2 separate regions of the Homo sapiens genome follow, and region 1 is linked to region 2. Evidence: read pairs that join two places in POLR2A ChIA-PET (ENCODE). Cell type or tissue: Panc1. All regions are shown on one strand. Links, peaks and the distances in the headings refer to the core of each region. The heading gives the core; the rest is flanking DNA. Region 1 holds the start of LOC105375559 (a long non-coding RNA gene). Region 2 has its middle 10 kb from the start of TRC-GCA9-2.

What was found. ChIA-PET counts read pairs that join two places held together with the same protein. Peaks named below come from ENCODE experiments on the same cell type or tissue, not always from the same donor. Only the 100,000 strongest peaks of a DNase experiment are listed, where the experiment ranks them.
Region 1: POLR2A ChIA-PET joins it to region 2 with 12 read pairs; 2 of 35 experiments call an interaction of 5 or more read pairs at or near these places.

What each region holds. Positions count from the first base shown.
Region 1 is chr7:149,394,106-149,404,554 of GRCh38, forward strand. It overlaps LOC105375559 (a long non-coding RNA gene), which reads right to left and starts at 7,376. Exons shown (of 3, transcript XR_928103.3): 1 at 6,431-7,376; 2 at 6,067-6,207; 3 at 3,078-4,019. LOC101928733 (a long non-coding RNA gene) reads left to right here and starts at 4,099. Exons shown (of 2, transcript XR_242213.1): 1 at 4,099-4,438; 2 at 4,572-7,351. In Panc1, for the core only: no CTCF peak of the experiment used is centred there; no DNase peak of the experiment used is centred there.
Region 2 is chr7:149,315,637-149,326,085 of GRCh38, forward strand. No RefSeq gene overlaps it. Among named protein-coding and RNA genes, the nearest start is that of TRC-GCA9-2, 10 kb to the right of the region's middle. RefSeq lists a silencer at 6,005-6,222 and an enhancer at 6,572-6,751. In Panc1, for the core only: CTCF peaks have their summits at 2,562 (motif pointing left) and 2,762; no DNase peak of the experiment used is centred there; H3K4me3 peaks cover 585 bases.

The sequences.
Region 1 (10,449 bases), core at 721-8,720, 78 kb after region 2:
TTCCAAAGTAAGAGGAAAAAACTAGCCATGAAAAGAAACCATCCGGGTCAGAGACTGTAGCAATGACTGTGACCTCATCAGCTGAATCGTCCTGCTGTGGGCCTGTGGTGGTGGCAGGTACTGCCCAGGTGCTATCCAGGTGCCACCAGGTCCTGTCCGGGTACTGCCAGATCCTGTCAGTTGCTACCCAGATGCTGCCCAGGTTCTGCCCAGGTATTGCCCAGGTGCCGCCAGATCCTGCCCAGGTGCTGCCAGGTCCTGCCCAGGTGCTGCCAGATCTTGCCCAGATGCTGCCCAGGTCCTGACCAGGTGCTGCCAGATCCTGTCCAGGCACTTCCAGGTCCTGCTCAGGCACTGCAACAGCAGCACAGGATCTTGGGGGCCAAAGCATCCCTGAAGCTGCTGCTAGGACCCCACCTCTCTGGAAGGCAGTATTCCCAGGGCCATATCTTATACTTTCAGTTAAAATAAATAAAACAGTTTATAAGGAAAAAAGTTAAAACCCCACCCCCAACCTCACAAACAGCAGCAACAGCAGCGTCAACAATACAACAAACATTAGTAAGTCGCCCTCGTCTCCCCACTCTTCCCACATGGCCTCTGCCTGCTGACACCATCTGCTTGCAAAACAAATACAAACCTGTGGTTCCTTTGCTTCAAATCCTCAGTGAACTCCAAGATGTCGAAAATGTCAAAGCTTCCAAGCACAGTCGATATACAAGGCTCCCCACAACCTGTATCGATCTACTTTTCCATCGTGATCACCTCTCTCTCCCACCCCTCCCTGTTCCTTGCTCCCTGTCCTCATCCTCCATACCACCACCCCACAGACCCTCACAGGCAAACATGCGCCCTCCGGCCACCGAGTGCTCTCTGTGGTCTAGCACGTCTTCTAATGTGCCATCCAACGCACTTCCCAACCCCACTGTCTGGACAAGCATTCATCTCTCGCTGTAGAGGTGACCTATCAGCTGGGTTTTTTTGTTTGTTTTTTGTTTGTTTGAGATGAAGTCTTGCTCTGTTACCCAGGCTGGAGTGTAGTGGCACGATCTCAGCTCACTGCAACTTCCATCTCCTGGGTTTAAGCGATTCTCGTACCTCAGCCCCCTGAGTAGCTGGGATTACAGGTACACACCACCATGCCCAGCTAATTTGTGTATTTTTAGTAGAGCTGGGATTTCACTATATTGGCCAGGCTGGTCTTGAACTCCTGGCCTCAAGTGATCCTCCCACCTCAGCTTCCCAAAATGCTGGGATTACAGGCATGAGCCGCCAAACTGGGTATGTTTTTTGAAGACTTTTCTCCCTTTCACTGGCCCCGGATTGAGTTGCTTTTTCTCTTTTCTGTTTTTTTTTTTTTCCTTAATTTAAGATTTTGTTTGCAATTCTAGCACGTATTACTACGTTGTCATTATTTCCATCTGGCTCTGAGCATGTCTTAGGCAGGAGGAATGTTCAAATATTCCTCATCTGCATATGTCTGGAGCCTTGGCACTCAATAGATGCTCAAAAAAAATGTCAGTTGAGTTTAACCAAGGAGGGTTGATTGGCCTTTCCATTCTTAAATTTCAACAAGGCTATTTATGCATGTTTTGCCTTGGGACTGAGGAAGCATAGGCAGAAATGTTGTGAAGACAAGAAAGGGATGGTTCATGGCAGTAAGGAAGACCACTATTTAGAATTGGTGTTGCCAGCTCCTGAAAGCAAGCTTGAAGTCCTAGGCATGTCCTTACAAGTGAAAGGTGGCAGTTGTGAAGTCACAGCAGGTCAAAAGGATGGCCCGGAGGTAGAGCATTTGACTGAAGGTCAGAAAGTACTTGATACAAAGAGAGGAACAAAAGACCATGGAAGTGACAGTGTGTGACTTTTGAAGCTAGACAATAAAAGCATGGCAGCTTCCACCTTGGTCTTTTAGATTTATCACTCTTAGGGGAAGCCAACCTCCATGCTGTGAGGATGCTCAAGCAACCCTGTGGAGGCTGATGTGGAGAGGGACTGAGGCCCTCAGCTCATAATCTGCATCATCTTGCCAGCCATGGGAGAGAGCCACCTTGAAAGTAGGCCCTCCAGCCCCAGTCAAGCCTTCAGATGACACAGCTCCAGCTGACATACAACTATAACTGCAAGGAGAGACCTCTAAATGAGAACTGCTCAGTAGTGTCCATCTTGAATTTCTGGCCAATAGAAACTATGGAAGTAAGACATGTTTAGTGTTGTTTGAAGCTCTAAGATTTGCTGTGATTTGTTTTGCAGCATTAACTAATCAAAATACCAGGTGAAGAAGACGAGTAGGGAAGGGCATTTGAGGTAGAGGATGCAGTATAAACAAAGGCTGGGCAAGGAATCACATGTGTCAGGGGAGCAGTGAGAAGGGTAGTGTGGGCCATGGGAGGCATTGAGGGCATGATGGCTGGAGAAGGCAGCAAAGTCTAAATTGCCATGGGCCATGAGTTCCATGGGATGAAGTTTATATTTTGTCCTGTGAACACTGAGGATCCACAAACGGTTTTATTCAGGAGATGAAAATAATCTGCTCAGATTGTTCAGGAATCTCACAGTGTGATCACATTGGACAGGAGAATCCAGTGGAAGGAGTTACAGGGATGTGACTTTAGAGTCACAGTGATTCAGGCAAGAGTACATGAAGCTGTGGCAGTTTGGGTAGAGACAGTGGACGAAAATTTGGAATAAAAATCTATAAGATTTGGGCTGGGTGCAGTGGCTCATGCCTGCAATCCCAGCACTTTGGAAGGCCGAAGTGGAAGGCTCACTTTAGCCCAGGAGTTCAAGACCAGGCTGGGGCATCGTAGTGAGACCCCATCTCCACAGAAAATTTAAAAATCAGCCTGGCGTAGTGGTACACACCTGTAGTCTCAGCTGCTCAGGAGGCTGAGTTGGAAGTATTACTTGAGCCTAAGAGTTTGAGGCTGCAATGAGCTATAATCAGGCCTGTGCACTCCAGTCTGGGCAACAGAGTGGATTTGGTAACTTTTTGGACTGAAAGGTGAGGTGAGTTGGAAGCAGGGAGGTGAAATACACAGAGGACCCCAGCTTGGAAGCCTTGAGGGCTTGCAATGTTCTTACTATTAATAATTTTTATTTTTATTTTTAAAATTTATTTTAAGAAATAAATTATTTCATGATTATTATTCTATGTAGTCAGTCTTCTTCCCACCAAAGACAAAAAGTTAGATATGCCTGGAAGTTAGAAATTTAAATAGATCCCAGCTGCAGATGAAATTGGGATCAGAAAATGAGGGGAATGGGAAGAAAAGAAATATGACTTTGCGCTAGAGATGATTTTGTACCAGTGATTGCCCTGAGGAGTTTGCACTGATATCTGGAGGAAGGCTTTTGCTAGTGGAGTGGGACTATCTCTCCACGATGCACCGATTTGCCTCCACCCATGTACATATGGAATACAAAGTTCCAGGCTCCCCCTCCTCTCTCTTCCCCTCTCTCTGGAGGATGCTGGATGAGGGGTGGTGGGGGTGGGCTGCACAGGGTGTGGGAAAGGATGTGGGAGTCTCTGGCCAGTCACCGCAGGAGCCAGGAGTCTGGGTTGGCTATTTGTTCCCCTTAGGTCATTGTGTCCAGGGGGAAGGGAGGCTTTCTGGAAAGAATGTGTTTAGTTTGTATCAGGGGCGGTGAGAGCCGCATTTCCACATTGGGACGTTTCCTGGATGCATTGCCCTCTGTCCACAAGCAGAAATGGAAGTAGCCAAGGCAGGCGGGTGGGGCCCAGGCAGCAACCAGAGTGGCAAGTGAGAGGCCAGAGGGAGCAGATGGAGCAAGTCCCGCTTATAAGTTGGGTGGAGTCCTCGGCGATGTTGCAGCACAAACCAGCCGGAGTTGAGCTCCTGGGCATAACGTACAGGTTTGTCCACACGTGGTCTCCTTGCCGGGACCCCAGTTGTCCTGGTTGTGAGGATTCTGAGACTCAGTGACTTGCTAACAATGACACAGATGGCAGGAGGCAGAATCAGGATTCAAACCTACTCAAACGTACCACAGGGTTTCTGCAGAAACAGAGAGAACCTGCTAGAAAAGTCATTGTGAGGCTAGCAAAGCTTGTCTGCTGCATTCTATTTCTTTGTCACAGACAAATAAGACATTACAGCCTTACAGGCTGGCTTTTGAGGGGTGGGAGAGGAAGAAAACAAAATACTCTTGCTGGATAAAAACGTAAACCATAGGAGACACCTGGACTTGAAGCAGGAACCTCTTGGCGTGTAGGCAGAGGCTCTTCCACCAAGCTATACCCTCTACAGTGGCAGGCTCCTCTCATTAGCGCCTTTCAAGGCTGCAGTCCCACGCCTCTTCTGATCTCTGGCTGTTCCCGGGCTCTCACTTTCGGGGAACTGGTGCTGGCGCCCCACCGCCACGACTCACTCACGGATTCACTCCTACACGTCACCAGCATCACCCTCCTGCCCAGGTGCCGCTCCCTTTTATGGAGTGTCTCTCCGGGTCCACCTCCCTCCAGCTGCTGCTTTGCTGTCCCTGGGGCGAGGGCTGTGAGAGCAAGGCCTGCAGAGCTCCCCGTAACCATAGCTCTCACCTTGCCTCAGGCCCGGGACACTGGCCAGGGAGCTCAAGGCCTCGTCCTGCCTCCTCTGGGATCGAGTAGGACTGCAAGAAGAACCTGTCCGGGACACCCGTTCTCCTCCCTTCCCTCACCGGCCTGACCGTCTTCTCTCTGCAGTTGCTGTTGTCCTGCTATTAGCACTCCCTGCCCCTCCTCTACTCGGATTCTTATTCCCTGATTCCCATACGGAAAATCGTGGGACTTGCCAGCCTCCATAATTTCATGAATCAACTCCTTAAAATTAATCTCCATATAGATAGATGATAGATAGATAGATGATAGAGCTATATTTCTCTGTCTACCGATACAGATCTATCTATCTGTATCAATCAATCTATGTCTATCTATCTACCCATATATCCACCCACATCCAATTGGTCCTGTTTCTCTGAAGAACCCTGACTACGATACCAGCTAAACCCCTGTTCAATAACAATGAAAAGATGAGAACCTTTCACTGATAAAAACTGAGAGAATTTGCCATCAGCAAACTCTCACTAAAGTAAATTTTATTGTCTTTTGAGACAGGATCTCACTCTGTTGCTCAGGCTAGAGTGCAGTGGCATGATCGTGGCTCACTGCAGCCTTGACCTCCCAGTGGGGAGGTCCTTAAGAGATCCTCCCACCTCAGCCTCTCAAGTAGCTGGGACTACAAGGGTGTGTCATCATGCCCAGCTAATTTTTTCTTTCTTTCTTTTTTTTTTTTTTTTGGTATTTTTTGTAGAGACAGTTTCACCATGTTGTCCAGACTGGTCTCAAACTCCTGGGCTCAAGTGATCCTCCTGCCTCAGTCAACCAAAGTGCTAGGATTATATGCGTGAGCCACTGTGCCCGATCTAAAGTAAGTTTTAAAGGATATTTTTTCAGGAAGAAGACAACTGTATACAGAAGGAATGAATGATAGGAAATAAGAGAATTAGAAAAGAAATTTAAGAATCTGGCTAATGTAACAAACATTAATTGAGCAGAAGACTAATAATACAATAATTATTTATTTTTAAATTGATAATCATGCAGGTATTTGGGCATTAACAAAACAAGGTGAAGCCAAATACTTGCTTTAACAATAAATTGACCAGGTGCGGTGGCTCACGCCTGTAATCCCAGCACTTTGGGAGGCCAAGACGGGTGGATCACTTGAGGTCAGGAGTTCGAGACCAGCCTGGCCACTATGGCGAAACCCTGTCTCTATTAAAAATGCAAAATTAGATGGGCGTGGTGGCGGGCGCCTGTTATCTCAGCTACTTAGAAGGCTGAGGCATGAGAATCACTTGAACCTGGGAGGCAGAGGTTGCAGTGAACCAAGATTGTGCCATTGCACTCCAGCCTAGACAAAAAAAGCAAAACTTCGTCTCAAAAAACAAAAACAAAAACAATAATGAATGCACATTTTTCAAGCACAAATAGAACATTTATAGAAATTGACCATATTACAAGTCTAATTTTAGCACATTATAAAGAATTAGTATAATACAAACCTCATTCTCTGACAAAATGTAGTAAAGGCAGAAATTTGTAACAAGTAACTTCTAAATAATCATGTATGCTTTGACAACAGTTGAAAGACTTCTGAATTAACCATGGGTCAAAGAAAAAATTGCAATGAAAAATGAAAATACCTGGAAGCAAACAATAATAAATGTTATCATCAAAACCTGTGAAATGGCTCCAGAGAGGGACGTCCCCAGGATTGACTCCTAAAAGTGAAAATGGAGCTCAGCAGAGTGGCTCACAACAGTGACTCTCAACAGTAACTCCATCTCCAGTGCTTCCGATAGGCTCTCTCCCTCTCCTTCCCCACCGAGGTACATGCTGGGTTACAGCAGTCAATCTCCTCCTTACTGGAGTGCTAATAATTGGCTTCAGAAAGGCGTCCAGAAACCCTGGACTGGCAGAACCTCAATGCGGTTGAAGGTATGGAGCCTGGGCCTCAGATGTGCATCACCAGACCCCTGAACTTGTAGATGCAACCTAATTTGACCAGGTTCTCAAGGTAGCCCTAATTAGACTCTCAAAGACTGATACATAATAAGCCAGAATGTTCTTCAGGTTACCTGGGAAACTAAGAGCCATCAGAAGGTTGCTTAGTGAGGCTGCAATCAGAGCAAATGGAATTGAAAGCTCTTGAGGGGATTTTCTCAGGTCATAGAAAATTATCATGAGTGATTCTTGTTCCGAAGTATTGTCCCCTCTCTAGAGGCCAAAATCTCACATCCACGGAACTGAGACCCTCACTGACTCCTTGCTCATCCTTGGCAGGTCACTGAGTCCTGTCATTCAGTCCCCTGGACCTGGACACCCGTCGTCACTGCTAGTGTCTTGGCTCTGTGATCTACTATGTGTGTCCAAATCTCAGTCCACAAATTGAGGAGTAGAGGACTGTGACTTTACTCTTTTACAGAACAGCTTGATTTCTATTTTGTGTCCTGTCCTGCTGGGCGACAGAAATTTAATGACTCATCTATAAATCCTCCCAATATTTCCCCCGTGTTGCCCCTAAATTCGGCAGTGGCTTTAGGAGTGCCACAGCACTGGAGGTGGGGTTAGGGGTTTGCTTCTTCACATCATCTTGACCACATGTGAGTGTGGGATATTCTGGTTTCCTGCTGCCTCGGGGTCCTTGCTGTTCCCCACTGTGCCTTCTCCTGCCAGCCTTGCCCATATGGCTCTGCCATGCGGGGACAGTGCTACTTCTGTGCCAATCTTTATTGCCTGAGTCCCCCAGCACCCAGACTGCTGAAATTAAAAGATGAGCACCGACAATTTGCATTCTATGGCGTCATTCCTTCCCTGTGGTGTGAAAGGCACAAGGCCTACCTGTCTGGATGAGAGGGCAGGTGGTGACAGCAGCCACAGGTGGCGACAGCAGCCACAGGGGACAGAAACCTTGCTTTTTTTTTTTTTTTTTTTTTTTTTTTTGAGATGAAGTTTTGCTCTTGTCACCTAGGCTAGAGTGCAATGGCGTGTGGTCTCAGTTCACTGCAACCTCCGCCTCCTGGGTTCAAATGATTGTCCCGCCTCAGCTTCTCAAGTAGCTGGGATAACAGGCGCCTGCCACCACACCCAGCTAATTTTTGTATTTTCAGTAGAGATGGGTTTTCACCATATTGGCCAGGCTGGTCTTGAACTCCTGACCTCAGGTGATCCACCCACCTCGGCCTCCCAAAGTGCTGGGATTACAGGCGTGAGCCACCGCGCCTGGCCGTGAAACCTCGCTTCTTATCTCCCATTATGAAGACCCAGCTTCTCAAATGTTCTCTGTCTTCCCTCCACCTCCCTATGACTCTCCATCCTTCCCAGAACAGGTCTTATGGGGGCTTTCATATGACCGGCCGCTACATGCTTTCCATTAATTGCCTCCTTTTGTCTTCACAACGAGATAGGTATTGTTATTATCCCCAATTTACAAACAAAGAAACCAAAGCTTAGAGACATTCAGTAACCTAGACAGTCTAACATCAGAACCAAAGTTCATGATCATATTACAAGAATTCTTTCTAAAACAAGGTTACAAAGGGTCTTTGCCTACCTGGCATTGGGAGATAAAACATCTGCCACTTCCTTATTGTCTGATTTCCCTTCTTGGATATTTGGGAAATAACAGCTCACCACCCGTGACTTTAGGCTGTGAGGTTATGAAACAGTTAATTAGACTGCCGTTTCATTTATTTTATTTTGTGTATTTTTTTCTTGGATGTGGGCAAATCTCATTTTAATTGCAAAAGACTTCCTTTACATCACATTCAATAATGAACCAACAGGAGAACTGCTGACTTTGGAATGTATGAATATATAAAAATCCCTTGTAATACAGGTAGTCAAGATAATAAGTGCATGCAAGGAAAGCAATCCTCCTCATTTTTCTGAAAACTGTTTTACATTTTAAAAGGTGGCTAGGCATACTTGGAAGTTCAAAGCAGTAGGATGCACCGTGCAGGGAAACAAAGAGGAAAGCCCTTTTCCATGTTGTTAGGCAAATATATATCAAATATACCCCACTTCCACTTAATAAAGTCAGTTGGATGAGTTCTTTGAACCAGGCTAGGGCAGAATACTCAGTAAAACTGGGCTCTGGGTGGGGATGCGAATCCAGGAGAAGAGGAGCACCAGATCCCATCCGTTCCCCTCTCTAACACAGACGAGGCACGCTGCCCCTTGTCCCTGGACATAGGACGCACCAGCACAGTCCTCAGATAGTTACTGCACCCACTGCCTGGTGCTTTCCAACGGTCTTAATTTACGCCATGGAGAAAATCCTTTACCACCAAACACAAACTGTCATTGAACTTAAGTCATAAAGGATGTTATGGGGGAAATTCTTGTTTGAAGAAGAATTTCTTCGTCAGTTTGAAGAAGTCACTTTGGTTGTTCCTTCACATGAACACTTCTCTCTGGGTCACTTCTGCTGACCTCAGTCCCACCCAGTGCGACTGGAAACAACATGGAAAAGGGCTTTCCTCTTTCTTTCCCTGCACGGTGCATCCTACTGCTTTGAACTTCCAAGTACGCCTAGTCACCTTTTAAAATGTAAAACGGTTTTCAGCTAGAAGCGATTCTAGCTTCACGCTCATGGGCTGATGTTATATTCAAGTGACTTTATCTTCAGGTTCCAGGAGTATCACCATCCCAGAACAAAAGTGGGAGGGTCCTTGGAGAAACTGGAGGTAAGCACTTTTCTGCTTTAAAAATCTCTGGGCAAGATGAACCAGGAAGCCCATCCCTGAGGCAGGAACCTACCTGCAGAGCAGCTAAGGTTTCTAAGGACGTTTGCCACCTAGCCTTGTGTTGCTAGTGACGCTAGTGAACCGGGAACCAAGGTGACTGGTTCTGAGTGTGCCTTCTTTTTTTTGTTTCTCCTTGTTTTTCAGCAAAGTTCCTATTGGAAATGTCAGCCTGTCTCCATGGTGCTAAGAAAAGTAAGGAAAGAAAGTTTTCTCCAGACACACCAATATGAACTCCATTAACATGAGATAGAAAACTAACTCAGAAACTTAGAATCAGAACCTTAAAATCAGATCCTCATTATGGAAAATTTCAAATATACACAAAAACAGTAGTCTCTTCCATCTAGATCCAGCAGTCCTGGTGGGTGAGACCTGATTTAATTAGATTTATTTTAAAATTTAAAATGTATATTTTAGGCTGGGCACAGTGGCTCATGCCTGTTATCTAAGAACTTTGGGAGGCTGAGGTGGGAGGATTACTTGAAGCCGCCAGGAGTTTCAGACCAGCCCGGGCAACAAAACAAGACCCCAGTCTCTACAAAAAAAATTTTTTTTAAAAAATTAGCTGGGTGTGGTGGCAGTAGCTGTGGTGCCAGATACTGGACAAGCTGAGGCAGAGGGTCCCTTGAGCCCAGGACTTTGAGGTGGCAGTGAGCCCTGATCGCGCTGTCACAGGATGCTTCGCAGTGAGCCCTGACCTCACTGTCATGGGATCCTTCGCAGTGAGCCCCGATCCTGCTGTCACAGGATCCTTTGCAGTCAACCCTGACCTCACTGTCACAGGATCCTTCGCAGTGAGCCCTGACCGCGCTGTCACTGGATCCTTTATAGTGAGCCCTCATCACAGTCACAGGATCCTTCACAGTGAGCCCTGATTGTGCTGTCACTGGATCCTTCGCAGTGAGCCCTGACCATGCTGTCACTGGATCCTTTGTAGTGAGCCCTCATCACAGTCACAGGATCCTTCAGTGTTGACTTTGGTATCGCTTCGCCAGTGGGAAACTTCTGTGGCCAGTGGCATCTCTGCTTGAGTTTTGCTCGTGGCCGCTGAGCTCCTTCCACCTACTTGGTCTGGCAGGCTGTGCTTAGTTCACGCTACCAGCCCAGATCCCCCACCTGCCATGGGCAAGCCAAGTG
Region 2 (10,449 bases), core at 1,600-9,599:
CAGAAGTTTTGGTATGGTGTGTCTCTACTTTCTTTGTTTCAGATAATTTTTAAATTTCTGCCTTAATTATGTTGTTTACAAAAAAGTCATTCAGGAGCAAGTTGTTTAGTTTTTGTGTATTCGTGTGGTTTTGAGAGTTCCTCTGGATATTTATTTCTATTTTTATTCCACTGTGGTCTGAGAAGATGCTTGGTATAATTTTGAGGTTTTAGAATTTTGTGAGACTTGCTCTATGACCAAGCACCTGGTCAATCTTAGAGTATGTCCCATGTGCAGAAGAGAAGAATGTACATTCTGTGGTAATTTGGGTGGAGTGTTCTGCAGACATCTATTAGATCTAATTGGTCAAGTATCAAATTGAAGTCTGGAATTTCTCTGTTAGTTTTCTACCTCCCTGACCTAATTCTGTCAGTGGGGTGTTGAAGTCACCACAATTATTACATGGTTGTCAAAATCTTTTCTTAGGTCTAGAAGTAATTGTTTTATAAATCTGGGTGCTCCAATGTTGGGGGAATATATACTTAGGATAATTAAGACTTTTTTTTTTTCTGAGATGGAGTCTCACTCTGTTGCCCAGGCTGGAGTGTGGTGGCATGATCTTGGCTCACTGCAACCTCCACCTCCTGGGTTCAAGTAATTCTCCTGCCTCAGCCTTCTGAGTAGGTGGGATTACAGACATGCATCACCATACCTGGCTAATTTTTGTATTTTTTAGTAGAGATGGGGTTTCACCATGTTGGCCAGGCTGGTCTCGACTCCTGGCCTCAAGCAATCCACCTACCTCGCCTCCCAAAGTGCTGGGATTATAGGCGTGAGGCACCGTGCCTGGGCCAGGATGGTTAAGCCTTCTTGTTGAATTGAATCCTTTATCATTATATAATGTCCTTCTTTACTCTTGTTAGTTTAAAATCAATTTTATCTGATAGAAGAATAGTGACTTCTGTTCTTTTTTTGTTTTCCATTTACATCATAGATCTTTCTCAGTCCCTTTGCTTTAAGGCTGTGGGTGTCATTACATGTGAGATGGGTATCTTAAAGACAGCAGAGGAAGGGTCTTGTTTTTTTAAAAATCTGATTTGCTACTCTATGCCTTTTAAGTAGAGTGTTTAGGCAGTTTACTTTCAAGATTAATGTTGATATGTGAGGTTTTGTTCCTGTCATAGCATTGCCATTTAGTTGCTTTGTAGTTTCAATTGTGTAGTTGCTTTATACAGTCTGTGGGCTATGTGCTTGCATGTGCCTTTGTGGAGGCAAATTTCATTCTTTTGTTTCCATGTTTAGAACTCTGTTAAGCATCTCTTGTTGGGTCAGTCTGGTGGTGACAAATTCCCTTAGCAATTGCTTATCTGAGAAAGACTTTATTTCTCTTTCGTTTACACAGCTTACTTTGGTGGGATATAAAATTCTTAGCTGGCATTCTTTTTCTTTAAGAATGCTAAAAATGGGCCCCCAGTCTCTTCTGGCTTGTAAGGTTTATGCTGAGAAGTCCACTGTTAGTCTGATGGGTTTTCCTTTAGAAGTAATATAACCCTTTTCTCTAGTTGCCATTAAGATTTTTTTTTTCTTTCCCTTTGACCTTGGATAGTCTGGTGACTATGTGCTTGGGGGATGATTGTCTTGTGTAGTATCTCGCAAGAGTTCTCTAGATTTCTTATATCTGCCTGTCAATCTCTCTAGCAAGATTGGGGAAGTTTTCCTGAATTATACCCTCAAATATGTTTTCCACATTGCTTACTTTTTCTTCTTTTCTCTCAAGAATGCCAGTAAGTCATAGATTTGGTTGCTTTACACAATCCCATATTTCTTGAAGGCTTTGTTCATTTAAAAAGAATACTTAAAAAATATGTGTGGGTTGAGTCAAAAGAGTGGTCTTTGCGCTCTGAAATTCTTTATTCTGCTTGGCCAAGTCTGTTGTTAAGGCTTCCAACTGTAATTTGAAATTCCTGTAGGGAGTCTTTCAATTCCAGAAGTTTTGTTTGGTTCTTTCTTAATATAGCTATGTCTTCTTTCAAATCTTGGATGGTTTTTCTGGCTTCTTTGTGTTGGATTTCAACTTTCTCTTGGATCTCATTGAGTTTCCTTGCCATCCATATTTTGAATTCTATATTTGTCATTTCAGACATTTCATTCTGGTTAGGATCCATTGCTTAGAAGCTGGTGGGATACTTTGGAGGTGATGAAACACCCTGGCTTTTTGTATTGCCAGAGTTCTTGTGCTGGCTCCTTTTCAGCTGAGAGAGCTGATGCTTTTTTTTTTTTTTTAAATTTGCTATCATTTAGGTGGAGGTTCTTGATATTTTATTCTTTTATCCCTTAGGGGTATGACTCTGGTGTATATTGTGTGTGATTGATTGGTTGGCTATGTTTCTGGGTGCTTCCAGGATACCAAGGCTCTGTATTGTTTCTTGGATGCAGATAGGTAGCTTTCTCAGATGTTGCTTGTAGTAGTGATGTAATTTTGCTTGGTGGTGTAAGTCAGGCTGCAGTCTAGTAGGTGCGCTTAAGAGTAAGAGCCGACAGGGAGGAGTGGGAGTACAGGCAATGGAAAAATGAAAAGAGCGCCCTCTTCAGGCATGCATTCATCTTCAGTGGGGTGGAGCAACGGGAGAAGCTGTCTCTTTCTACCCCAACAGGAGGAGCCGCTGCTGAGTAGGCAACAGTGCACCGAGGAGGGGCACCAGGGATAAGAGATGACCCCCTCTTGATGTCTGTTCCGGGCTTTGGTGTGCCTCCTACAGAAGTTAGCATGGTGCTTGCATTTCCTTTGACCTAAGGGTGGCTTTGACATTCTGTGCTCCCCACCTTCTTAGAGGGGACCATGCCAAGAGTTAGATTTCCACGGGAGTGGAGTGCACTGCCCTCTAGCTTCTCAAATGGTGGTGGGGCACTTTCCCCCAACTGACCAAGAGAGTAGGCTGGGGCACCCAGCAATGACACATGCAGACTGGTTCCACGTCACAAAACTGCCCCTGGCTGCCAGTCTTGCCACCCAGGAGAAACCATGGCTTCAGCAGCTCTCCTCCTGCTGCAGCCCTGCAACGGGAGAGAGCCTAATTCCTGCACCTACTGCTGGGCACCTCCATGTTTGCTGCTCAATTCTGGCTGTGGAGGGCTTTTCCCCCATTCCAAAGCAAGTGCTCCAATGTCTAGCCTGAGACTAAAATGCCTGTTATGGCCACTGCTGCCATGTTGCCAAATAATGTCTCTAAACTCTCAAAATGGTGCCAGCTGTGAGCTTGTGACTGGAGAGGGTGGAGCCCCTCTCAGGAAAGCATGGAAAAAAGCTGTGGGGAGTGTGGTTTGCTTGCCTCTCAGTCTCACAGAAACCTGTGGCAGGGCACTGGCTATTGTTCTAGGTATGCATAGGAGAGTCTGGCTTCCTTGTCCCTCAGCTGGGTAGTGGCCACGGCCACATCAGTTTAAATTCAGGCTGAAGGCGGGGCCCAACCCAGTGTTACACCCTCAAAATGGCATCTTGGGCCTAGGACCAGAGAGAGAATGGGGCACCACCCAGGCAAGCAGTGTGAGCAAGAAGCTGTGGAGAGTGCAGTGCGCTTGCATCCCAGTCTCAACAGCAGCTCATAGCAGTGTGGCAAGTACCCTCCTGGATGCATGGAAGTGCCCATTCTCCCTCCTCCCTCCTTGGAACAGTGCACCAGCTGCAGCCATGTCTATAGATCCCAGGAATCTGAGACAGCAGGTCATTGCTGGGGAAAAGCCATACAACTGTGTTGACTAGACTCACCTGAGACCGCTACTTGGCACTTAACATTTCCAGGCAAGCCTGTTAGTTTATGTAATACTCTTGCCTTATCACCTCCTGAGACGGCTATTTTGCCTCTTCTATTCTCTTCTCAAATCCTCAACATGCCCTTCTCATCTTCTATTGTAGTTGAATATGCAACAGTTGTCAGAATCAAAATGGAATCACTTGCGTTAAAAAACCCTTACAAATAGAGTTGGGGAAGGGCACGAGGGAGGGTTCTCCGCACCAGTGCCTGATAAGAAGGACTATCACAGAAGACTGCAAAACCCACAGGTTCCACAAAGGTAATTGCAACCTTACACACACAAAATATACTTTTGTGAGAACGTCTGTCCAGAAACTGCTAATCTTGGACTGGCACCCTCTTATTGTTGATCCTTAGTGCCAAGGATAATTGTCTGAAAGCAATTATATAATTCGCCTTACTTTTTTTCATTAAAAACCTTTGTCTTTACCTCCGTGAATACACACATAGTTACTATGGCACACATATCCCCATTGCAATGCTCTGTTTCCAATAAGCAGAATTTTTAGAGTGTCCCTCTGTATTTCTTAGTTTGACAAAATGGTGTCTCGAGTGGGACTGAAGTGAGCTCAGCTTGAATGGGTTGGTGGCTCCGGAATCAAGTGTGGTACCACCTGAGCTCTTTGCACTCTGCTTCTGTCAGTTACCTTTTCTGCCCTGGTGAATCTCGAGTTTTTGGACTCCCTGTCTTTGGTGAGTTCTTTTTTATTTTATTCATGTTCTGATTTGGTTATAAGGCCACCTCAATAAAGAACTTTGCATCTGTCCTGGGATGACAGAAGACTTTGTTTTTCTGGCAAACCATTTCTGGTATAAGAACAATGTCCTTCTGGTTTCAGTACTCTGGTTTCTACAGAATTTATCTTCTGTCTGGTTCTCCATGCCTGGTTTAATATTTTGTTTGGTCTGTGCATTAGTCTGTTCTTGCATTGCTATAAAGAAATACCTGCGACTGGATAATTTATAAAGAAAAGAGGTTTGATTGGCTCACAGTTCTTCAAGCTGTACAGGAAGCATGATGCTAGCACTGCTTGGCTTCTGGGGAGGCCTCAGGGAACTTTCAACAATGGCCGAAGGTGAAGGGGAAGGAGGCACTTCTGTGGCTGGAGCAGGAGCAAGCGGGGCGGGGGAGGTGCTACACATTTTTTTTTTCCAGTTTCCAAATGGTTATTTTATCAGATTGTTTGAACATTTAATTTATCCTGTTTGCAATCCAAAGTAGTTATCTGAAGTTTGCTGTTTTGTGTGTATGTGTGTGTTTACTTTTATTGTATATTTTTCTAAACTCTTTGGCGTAATTTTCTGGGGGCGTTCAGACTGCCAAAATACAAGTCAGGAGAGGGCGTTTTCTTTGTGCTGCCAATTCTGATCATTTAAATTTTGGTTTGGTTTGTGACTTTTTTGTTTTTGAAGTCTGCGCTATTTGTAACAATTGTACTTACATTTTTCTATATTCTCTAACGCCAGAGTTTTCTTTTTCTCCCCCCTCCCCCTCACTTCTACATTCACAGTTGAACCATAGTATTAGGAAAGGCGCCTTACTGAAAAGATCAGGATAGGAGCTCTGACCATTCGTCAGTGTTTCCCTAGAGTAAAAAAAAAAAAAAAACAAAACAAAACGAAAAAAACAAAACCTAAAGAGCGTCTTTCCTCTGTGTTTTTTTTTTTTTGTTTTTTTTTACATCTCTTGTGCTGCACCAGTAGACAGAACTTGGGTTCGTTTTATGAAATGCAACATCTAACCCCTTGTTTTCTGGGAAAAAGAAACTGTAATGACTTGAACTTGAGAATGTGGATACCGCCTCACTCACACACACTCATTCTCAGACTGTAAAAAATCCCTCACCCTCCTTCTAGCCGGCAAGCATACAGTACCGTGTGGCAAAGGTACAGAGAAGGTGGGCTTGAGACCCAGGCTCCATCTTTCTCCTCAGTAGCAAAGGCCAGGCTGCCTTTTACAACAAAGCACCACAGCTGAACCCAGTCCCTCCTCCTCCCCGAAACCAGGCATTCCACTCGGCACCGGCCAAAAGACAGAAAAACTACTTCTAGCCTCTCCTGGGAAGAGATAGCTTTTCTTTTTTCTTTTCTTTTCTCTTTTCTTTCGCTCTTTCTCTCTTTCTTTCTTTCTTTTTCTTTCTTTCTTCTTTTTTTATAAGTAACTCCATTGTTTTTCTCTTTTCCAAGATAGCCAATGTTATGGTTTTCTACGAAGTCAGTGCTTACTTAGCTCACTGACAGTGCTGCTGTTGGCGGCGGCGGCTGCGGCTGCTGCTGTGGCAGGATTTTCAATGTGGTGTGTTTTCAAGCCTCACTCACTCATCCTCTCATTCCCAAACATTCAGCATCCATGCACACTCCTCACTTCCAGGTTTTTCAAAAGATTGGAGATTTCCAGTGGGGGTCCTCAGGTTATCATCCCAGTGGTAACAGATCAAGCTTGGTCCTTCAGTTTCTTGAATTCTTTTGTTGCCCGTGTAGCAAGGGTTTTTGCTTTGTTCGTCTTCGATCTCCGCCGTTCAGTTAACAATTCATGGATCAGTGGCCTAGCTTCTACTAGTTTCAGTACATCCTTCCCAAATGCTGTATATAAGTCCCCTATTAGTCCAGCAGCACAAGCTACTACTCCGTCTGTATGATCCTCATCTCCAGCAATGTGGTCAATGCAAAGTTCTCAAGAGAACTCACTCACTCACTATCATGAGGACAGCACCGAGGGGATGGTGCTGAACCATTCATGAGAAACCGCCCCCATGATCCAGTCGCCTCCCACTAGGCCCCTCTCCAACACTGGGGATTACAATTTGACATGAGATTTGAGTGGGGACACAGATCCAAACCGTATCTGTCTGCATACTTGGCTTAAAATTTTTATGAACACTCTTACTTTTGGTTTCATTTTGGTCAGGTCACATGTATCTGTAAGTGATTTGGCTCTTTTCTCCCTTGTTTCTGAACATGTTCTGAGAGGAAAAAAAAAAAAACATTCTAAATGGTGGGCATAAGATGACCAATTAAAAGCTACTAGGTGGTCACTGCTATCTGTCATGCCAGTTCAAATTACTCACATTCTTTGACAGGATTTCTAGGATTTTTTTTTTGCCCTTGAGAGATAAACAAGAAGTGGAACGCGATTATCAAATTCTAAAGGCATACCACTAAAACCTTCCTTTGGGATTCCAGTCAGCTGTATCATAGTTGATTCTCATGTACATTTTAAAACTGATGGGCAAATTACACCAAGAAAAATGTAGAGCACAAATGGTCATTATTCACAGGCTCTAAGAAAACTGCAGCCAACTATAGGGTTAACATGTAGATTCTTCCAAGTTCTCTGTCTACTTTTTTCTGCTTATTTTGACTCTGATGACTTTTCTCCTGGCATTAGGATGAATTCACTGGTTATGGCATTCCAGCCTCTCTCTCTCTCTATTTAAATATATATATTATGTATATTTGATAAATATATTTAACATAATATATATTAAATATATATACAATATTAAATATATATAATATATATATTAAATATATATACAATATTATATATTATATATATTAAATATATATACTTAAATAAAGATAGGGTCTCACTCTGTCACCTAGGCTAGAGTACAATGGCATGATCATAGCTCACTGCAGCCTCCAACTCCTGGGATCAAGTGATCTTCTTGCCTCAGCCTCTTGAGTAGCTAGGACCACATTTGAGTACAATCACACCCAGCTAATTTTGTTATTTTTTTGTAGAGACAGGGGCCTCACTATGTTACCCAGGATGGTCTTGGACTCCTGACCTCAAGCCCTCCTCCTGCCTCAGCCTCCCACAGCTGGGATTATAGGCATGAGCCACCATGTCCTGCCCCTAGCCAAGATTATTTAAAAAGGAGTCTTAAAGGGCTTTCAAATCAATAGCTTTACAAATTACAATAGCTCCATGACAACTAACAACCTAGACACCTTTTGGAAATGAAAATTCAGGTTTGCCCAACTAACAACTACTCAAGGTGATGGAAAAATTAAAGGATTGACATTCTAAAAGAAAAGAACTAAATAAATATTTATAAAAGTTAGGCTACCAGATCAAACAAGTCAAAACCTTGAGCTCAGAGTAATAATATAAGGAAGGTATCTCCACCCAGCATAAAAATTGCTTTACCGGCCAGGCACGGTGGCTCACGCCTGTAATCCCAGCACTTTGGGAGGCCGAGGTGGGCGGATCACGAGGTCAGGAGATCAAGACCATCCTGGCTAACACGGTGAAACCCGTCTCTACTAAAAATACAAAAAAAAGTTATCCAGGCGTGGTGGCGGGCGCCTGTAGTCCCAGCTGCTCAGGAGGCTGAGGCAGGAGAATGGTGTGAACCCGGGAGGCAGAGCTTGCAGTGAGCCAAGATAGTGCCACTGCAGTCCGGCCTGGGCAAAAGAGCAAGACTCTGTCTCAAAAAAAAAAAAAAAAATTGCTTTACCACATAGGGGCAAAGCAATTAAATGAGCACTCACAGAAAATATATAATAATTAACCCAAATACCTTTTAGTTTATGTGACTTACATAAATCTTTGATAAATAAGCTAGTTTTAATTTGTTGATAAAAATAGAAAGGCCTTTAAAATGGTCAGCATATACTTTTGCCTGGGTTTGCTGGCCAGATAAGATTATTTTATTTTATTATTATTTTTTGAGACAGTGTCTTATTCTGTCATCCAGGCTGGAGTGCAGTGGCATGATCCTTGGCTCATGGCAACCTCTGCTTCCCAGGTTCAAACGGTTCTCCTGCCTCAGCGTCCTGAGTAGCTGGGATTACAAGTGTCTGCCACCATACCCAGCTAATTTTTGTATTTTTAGTAGAGACAGGGTTTTGTCATGTTGGCCAGGCTGGTCTCGAGCTCCTGACCTCAGGTGATCCACCTGCCTCAGCCTCCCAAAGTGCTGGAATTACAGGCATGAGCCACTGTGCCTGGCCTGGCCAAATGGGATTATATTTGCCTCTGCTAAATGGTTTAAGGTCATAAAACTAGAAGCCCTGCCCCCAAACAGACTAATCTTTTTTTTTGTAACTCTTTGATAAATAAGACTAATTTAACATTGTTGATTTAGTAAAAACAGTTGTATCTTCTGAGGTATTGGCAAAATATCCACATATGTAAAGTTACTTGTTACTCAGGTGAATACCTGATATTCACAGGCTACAGAAAAGGGCTAACAGGGAAATGACTTAAAATGATGACTAGTTTTGTCTACTATTTTAGTTTTCGTAAGTAATCTGGGTATAATTGTTTAAAATAAATCAATATAAATGGGATTCACATTTATAAACTTTTCATGCAATTTGAAATCTTAACATTATTAAATTAAGTGATACTAAATGTCTGGGTTATTTTTAAGTAAGACAAAATACTAAAACATACATTGCTAAACATAAATATAAGTTTATTCTCGGCATCTTAAATTTTATAGGAAGACTAAATAAATTTAGATCTACTAATACAAAATAAAAATTGTGTTATGGGGAAACATACTTCTAAAAATTATAACATGGTTCTCCATCTATAAAATACTAATATGTGACAGGCAGCTCAAAATTTTTTGCTTCCTAGGTTTTCACTAGAATTTAAGGTTACTAAGAGTTAAAAATTCTAATTAATATATATGATTCTGTCTACAAAGTACACAAAAATCATTTGATGAGAAAAATTAGGCTTTAAAAATGTGTTCTTTATTGAGAAAAAAACAGTAATTTTGTCTAATTCAGAGATTATTTAAAGGCTGTTTCAAAATATGTGTTTAGGAATGAAATAGAAGCAATATAGAAAGTAACCAGTAAGTAGGAGAGAGAGATGAAGAAACTAATAGGTATGGAACTGTAATTTTGGTAAGGAAGGTTAAAAAGAAAAGAGAATAATTTTATATGAGAAATAATCTTGTGTGGTATATTTTTGTCCCAAAGTAAAACGACTACTTATTTGGGAAAGAGGAAGTATAGGACAAAGCAGAAGGTCTAAGCATGTCATGGAAGGTCTGTGCAAGTCGTGAAAGGTTTGTGAAGGATGCATTTATGAAATAACTTTTTTGTGTGTGATCAAGTAGGCTATAATTAGAAGGGAATTATTAAAATTATTTCTAAACATTGAGGTTTTATGTTAAAAATTACTAATACAAAACTAAAAATGTGATCCCTTATGTTAGAACAAGGTTTTCTTGAAGTAAAATTACAAGAAGTTTTGATTTTAATTATGAAATGTTTAACAGCTGTATTCTAAACTGCAGCCTCTTCCTGTTTTATGGTTTCTATTTATGTCACATTTCGTCCTGAGATTTATTTAATTTCCCTAGTTTCAGTTGAAAATGCTGTCTTCATCATTTAGAATGGTAATTTTATTTCTTGAGGTAGAGTTTTCCTCTACCTCAAGGTTCATATCTCAGAAATTCAACTTCCCAGGTTCATATCTCAGAAGTTCAACTGTGGCTGTGTCTCCCTGCAGGTGATTTGCAAGTAATATATTCATTTTTTTGCCTGGCTGGGGTGATAATTTTAACTTTTTCATCAGCTCAGTTCTCTAGTTCTAACTCTGCTGGTATGGCCTGACACTGAAATACTTATCTTGAAGGTCTAGAAGAGAAATGTTTTTGTTTAATATAACTTGATTTCTTGATGTTTC